Regions from separate parts of the Homo sapiens genome. Here region 1 is linked to region 2. Evidence: read pairs that join two places in POLR2A ChIA-PET (ENCODE). Cell type or tissue: endothelial cell of umbilical vein. All regions are shown on one strand. Each heading gives the region's core, and the rest is flanking DNA. Links, peaks and the distances in the headings are about the cores only.

What was found. ChIA-PET counts read pairs that join two places held together with the same protein. Peaks named below come from ENCODE experiments on the same cell type or tissue, not always from the same donor. Only the 100,000 strongest peaks of a DNase experiment are listed, where the experiment ranks them.
Region 1: POLR2A ChIA-PET joins it to region 2 with 5 read pairs; 1 of 35 experiments calls an interaction of 5 or more read pairs at or near these places.

The regions. Positions count from the first base shown.
Region 1 is chr9:122,143,452-122,146,366 of GRCh38, forward strand. It overlaps NDUFA8 (NADH:ubiquinone oxidoreductase subunit A8), which reads right to left. Exons shown (of 4, transcript NM_014222.3): 4 at 607-927. The coding sequence ends at 790. Among named protein-coding and RNA genes, the nearest start is that of NDUFA8, 15 kb to the right of the region's middle. In endothelial cell of umbilical vein, for the core only: a CTCF peak has its summit at 1,571; DNase peaks (open chromatin) are centred at 390, 620 and 1,560; H3K27ac peaks cover 851 bases.
Region 2 is chr9:122,323,793-122,326,707 of GRCh38, forward strand. It overlaps MRRF (mitochondrial ribosome recycling factor), which reads left to right. Exons shown (of 7, transcript NM_138777.5): 7 at 1-2,915. Among named protein-coding and RNA genes, the nearest start is that of PTGS1, 46 kb to the right of the region's middle. In endothelial cell of umbilical vein, for the core only: no CTCF peak of the experiment used is centred there; a DNase peak (open chromatin) is centred at 1,449; H3K27ac peaks cover 415 bases.

The DNA.
Region 1 (2,915 bases), core at 107-2,606, 180 kb before region 2:
GGTAGATAAGCATGTGCCCTTTAGTTTGTCCTCAAACTCAACCTCTTGCAAGAGGTTAAGGAACACACCCAAGGTTGGAATTGACACTCAGACCTCCAGACTTCCTGGCTTTGGAGCTGGAAGTTCAGCCTCCACCTCCCTTGTCTATCAGGAAAAACATCTGGGTTATAATGCTTGAGGATGGGATATCAAGGGGAAGTGGTGGAAGTTCGGTTCTTCAAGAAACTTTGAGCAAGACTGCATGAGACCCTGCTAGGGGCCCCTCCCATTCCGAGTCATGCCTCAAAGAAGTTTCTGCACTTCTATCCTGGAGGCTCCCCTTGTATGACCTTTAGAGAAATCTATTTGCCTAAGACGTTGGATGGAAGGAAAGAGAGCTGAGACTTCAAAATGTGTGAACACAGACACACCCCAAGGAGCTGCCTAAAGTAACAAAGCCTTTCCTTCACATGGCCACTTCTGCCTGTTCTAACAGGGATCCCCAGCCACATGAGCGAGTGCCTAAAGCAAAGCAAGAGGAACAGGCAGGACCACAAGAAGAAAAAAGCAAGGGGAAGTCATCTTTAAAGGCCAAAAGGTCACATAAAACATAATAAAATACAACCGTTTCCTTTAAAAATTTTAATGGACAGGAAATGGTATAGAATAACTGCCAAGTCACATAAGTTAACTTTTTTGTTAATGTTTGTGATCCCGGAAAGAACACACTATCAGTCGATGCAAACCGCATGGGCGTTTTCATCAGTCGTTGTCTGAGCACATGACCGAGTGTGGGCCACGGACCCATCTTTACTTGGTCCAGAAATAAAAGCGGCTGCCATGTGTGGCAGGCTGCAGATCTCCCTCGATCTCAGGGCTGGGATCCGGTCTTGGTCTTGAGTGATAGGGATTCTCCGGTAAAGGTCGATCTGTTTTCACTTTGGTGACCTGGGAAGGGTGAAGAGGGCAAAAGCAAAGTTGAAAGCTAGGGTGGAGGAATCTGTAACCATCAATGCGCCTCCTGGTGTCTCCTCATTGCTCCCGCTGCTACAACTGCTCCCCGACTTAAATTCCCAGCAAATCACATTCAGACGTATTTAATCATTGAACAAACACTCAGGAAAGCCTACTTTATGTCATTCCATGTGGTAGAAACTAGGGATACAGAAGGGAACAAGATACTGTCCTCAAGGGGATCACAGTCTAGTGAGGGAGAAAGCCAGGAATAACAACCAAGATTTCCAAATCACCCTGATGGCTAATGGCAATGATGGAGACAGGAACTGCCTCTATAGGAGCAAGGACTGTGCACATCTAACCCATCCTGAAGGCTGGGGGTCTGGAATATTTTTAAGGAGGTAAGACTTAGCTTAAAGTCTGAGCAGGAGCCAGTCAGAAAGGCAAGGGAGGAAAAGACATTCCAAGGAAAGACTACATATGAAGATAGGCAGGCATGTCTTCAGAATGGCTGAATCAAAGGCTGCATGAAGAATGGAGGGAGATGAAGCATCTCACCAAGAACTTATTGCTAGAAATGATGCTGAGCACATGATTCCATTCCATTTTCACTCTTAGGAGGTCATTCTGCAGGGGCTCACTGAGGCCACCTAGCTAATAGTGGAAGAAATTGTACACAAAGCCAGATATGCCTACTCCAAAGCTTGTGCTTCTTAATACCACACTACAGTGGTGGACAGGCCAGATGATAAAGGGTATTAAATGATATGCAAAGGTGTTTGCGTTTTAACCTGACGGTTAACAGGTGCCACTGAAGCACGGCAGTAACTAAATCCCATCTCTGTAGGCTGGGAAGTGTGAAAGCTAAAGTGGAGAGAGGCAAGACCCAAATTGGGGAGCTGAGCCAATAAGCCAGGAGAGTGGTGAAGTACTAAACTGCAACAGGGAGAGAGATAATTTACACTCACAGTATCCCCTGATGGTCACAAAAATCTCAACTGGAAAGCCAGCAGAAACTGCTGTCATTTTAAAGATAAAGAAATAGGCCCAGAGAAGTAAGAAGACATAAGGCCACAGCTGTCAGCAGTCTTCTGATTATTCTTCTACTGGGCTGAACTCTTAAGTCACCTCATGTAAAATGACCAGATTCATCTTCCTAGATGTATAAATTCAGAAACCTTTTATTGGGAACAGAGCTTTTGTGTATACAATCACCCAATTATTATTATAACCACCTTATGAGGCATTATTATCTCTAGTGCACAGATGAAGACCAGGGAGGTTGGCATGCCTAAGATAAGATACACACTAATGTCAGAGCTAAAGCTGGAACCTAAGTCTTCAAGTCTACTAGTTTCGTTTGTTTGCTTTTGAAAGTTATCCCACCGCCCTGTCATAAGTACAGATGGTTCCTAATGATCCACTAGTGGTTCCTTGGTATTTGCAGCTCCTTTAAGGAATTAAAGACATTTATGAAATTGGCTGGGCACAGTGGCTCATGCCTGTAATCCCCGCACTCTGGGAGGCTGAGGCAGGTGGATCACTTGAGGTCAGAGTTCAAGACCAGCCCAGGCAACATGGTGAAACCCCTTCTCTACTAAAAATACAAAATTTAGCTGGCCATGGTGGCGGGTGCCTGTAATCCCAGCTACTCAAGAGGCTGAGGCAGAATTGCTTGAACCCGGAAGGCACTGGTTGCAGTGAGCAGAGATCGTGGCACTGTACTCCAGCCTGGGTGACAGAGTGAGACTCCACTTCAAAAAGAAAAACAAAAAAAATGTTGCCCAGGCTAGTCCTGAACTCGTGAGCTCAAGCGATCCTCCTGCCTCAGCCTCCCAAAGTGCTAGAATTGCAGGTGTGAGCCATGGCACCTGATCGAGAAATACACTTTTGAAAAGAGTTAAGAGAATTTTTTTTTTATCTCACAGAGTTTTAAAAAATGTTAATACAAAGATTCAAGAATAAATATGCTTTCTTAC
Region 2 (2,915 bases), core at 158-2,657:
GGTAATTTGCCCAAAGTAACAAAGCAAAGCTGATCAGTGGTAGAAGGTTTTCATGATTCATTGTCAGCGTCATTTACATAGAGGTGAAGTTTCTTGTGCAGGGTTACACACCTAGCAAGTAGCAGAGCTGGCATTCAAATTGAGGCCTGATGTGCTAATGTAAAAGGAAAAAAACAAACTTTTTTTCCTTTTGTACTTTCACACTCAACATGGAACACTTCTGTGACAAGGTGTGTGAGTTTGTTTCCCCCACACACCAAGCAATTCTCCAGCAGACACCAACTGGGTATCCTATAATTCAATTCATTTCTGACATTACCTGGAAATAGTGTCAGATCCCACAGGTTGAGGGCTCCATCTCCCAAGACTGCCAACACTTTTGATGCCAGTCATGAGTCTGGGCCACCCATACTCCTGACTGACCAACTACAAACTAGAGTCCTTGATTTCCTTTGGTTCAGTTAATTTCCTAGGACAGCTCACACAACTCAGGGAAACACGTTCACTGGTTTATTATAAAAGATACAGCTGAACAGCCCAATGAAGGAGGTACACAGGGCAAGGTTGAGGGAGAGGGAGAGGGTGTGGAGCTTCCATGCCTTCTCTGGGCTCACACTCTCTCAGCACCTCACCAATCTGGAAGGAACCACTGTGTCCTGCTGCCTTCATTAGCATTTAGTGAGCACCAATTGTTTGTCAGGTGCTGAACTATGTACTGGCAATACAAAAATGGGAAAGATATGACCCCTGTTTTGGGGGGGTACATAGTGCACTGAACTAAATTGCTGTCTATAATAATCTATTGGGTGGAAAAGTAGGAAGTTCATTCCAGTTCTGCAAGGTGTCTGCTTTCAGAATGGAGCCCACTTTGGTGGTGGCAAGGCCTGGCTGAGTTCTTTCAAAGCAACATCCAACTTCTCTTTGCTCTTTGACTTCCTCCAGATTCTCTCCTGTGCTGGAGGTAATAAGGGTTGCACTTCCCTCTTTACTTACACTGGTGAAACATGCAGTGAGGATTCAAGGTCAAAATTGGGTCAAAGTTAAACTAACACAGTCTCCTGCCCCACTTACCTGTCCTCTAACCCCATCCACCAGCCCTAAGTGGTCATCACATGATCAGAAGTCAGCTGGGGGAAGAGCAGGGATAGATAGAGCAATTAAGGAGCCTCTTTTGGGGTAAGCCACATGACAGGGGCTTTGCAACAGTCTTTCATGAGTGGCCGAAATCCCCCACTCACTGCAAATGTGCTTCTCAAAGATGCAGGATTTTTTAATAAACAGAGGAAATGATAAATTATGTTGTAATTCCACTCCAAAGGCATTTGGTTCTTAACAGCCAAATCCTCTGTAGTCTTTAAATAAACAAAAACTTATTTGGTGAACAGACAGGGAGGAAAATGAAAGATTTTCTGTACTTGGGTTCCACATGTCAACAATTTCTCTCCTGTGTGTATGTTGGCCAAAGCTGTATCATGATAAATGAATAAAGGAAAACCTCGAGCCCAGGGCAGTCAGACAGCTCAGCAAATGGCTTTCAGATGATTACTCAATTTCAGTTGACATTTATCAAAGAGTTTCTCTGTGACTCTGTGTCAGGGCTGTAGTGGTGACAGGGACAAGAATGAGACTACCTGTTTGGATGTGCTGAGAATGAGTAATGCTGGAGCAATTCATTCTCCATCTCTTCTCTCCTACAGCCTCTCTCAAAAAGAAACACTGGGTATGGAAATTCTCACACTTGCCAGAAGAATTAACCACCTCTTCTATTCAGTTTAATGACTTTCAAAGTCCTATGAAATATTCAGGCCAGAGAGAATTTGAGAATTTTTTTCCTGTCTGGTGTGTGTGTGTGTGTGTGTGTGTGTGTGTGTGTGTGTGTGTGTGTGTGTGTGTTGGAAATTACAAAATAAGTTGGAATGCAGAAAGTTAAAAAAAAAATCTCACCAGGCCCTACTCCTTTAAAATTAGGTATATATCTTTCCAGACCTCCTTTCTCTGTGCATATATGTGTGTGTGTGTGTGTGTGTTCGTTTCATTTTGTTTTGCCTTTGAGACAGTGTCTCACTCTGTCGCCCATCATGCAGTGGCACAATCATAGCTCACTGCAGCCTTGAACTCTTTGGCTCATGCAATTCTCCCACCTCAGCCTCCTGAGTAGCTGGGACTGCAGCTATGCACCACCACACCTGGCTTTTTTTTTTTTGCTTTGTTTCCTAGGCTGGTCTCAAACACCTGGCCTCAAGCGGTCCTTCTGCCTCAGCCTCCCAAAGCGCTGGGATTACAAGTGTGAGCCACTCTGCCTGGCCATATATAATTTTTTTTTTTTTTTTTTTGCAATGGAGTCTTGCTCTGTCGCCCACGCTGGAGTGCATTGGCGCAATCTCGGCTCACTGCAACCTCTGCCTCCCTGGTTCAAGCAGTTTTCCCTGCTTCAGCCTCCTGAGTAGCTGGGATTACAGGCGCCCGCCACCACACCCAGCTAATTTTTTATTTTTTTTTAGTAGAGATGGGGTTTCACCATGTTGGCCAGGCTGGTCTTGAACTCCTGACTCAGGTGATCCACCTGTCTCAGCCTCCCAAATTGCTGGGATTACAGGCATGAACCACTGCGCCCGGCCATATAATTTTTTAGAAGGAGAGAGGGGAACTATTCATATTCTGATGTTTGCTTTTTTTTCTTACCCTGTAACAATCATGGTCATCTGTCCATGTGTGTACATAATAGATACAATTTATTATTTCATTGTGATACAGTATTCCATAATATGGGTCTACCATAACTTAATTCACTATTAGCCCATGACACTATTTAAAAATTATTTCACATGCATTGGAGAATGTTTAAAGATGATTTTTTTTTTTAAGAAAAAAGAAAGGCCCCTATTCTAAGATTATCTGATAAGGTCTGCTCTTTC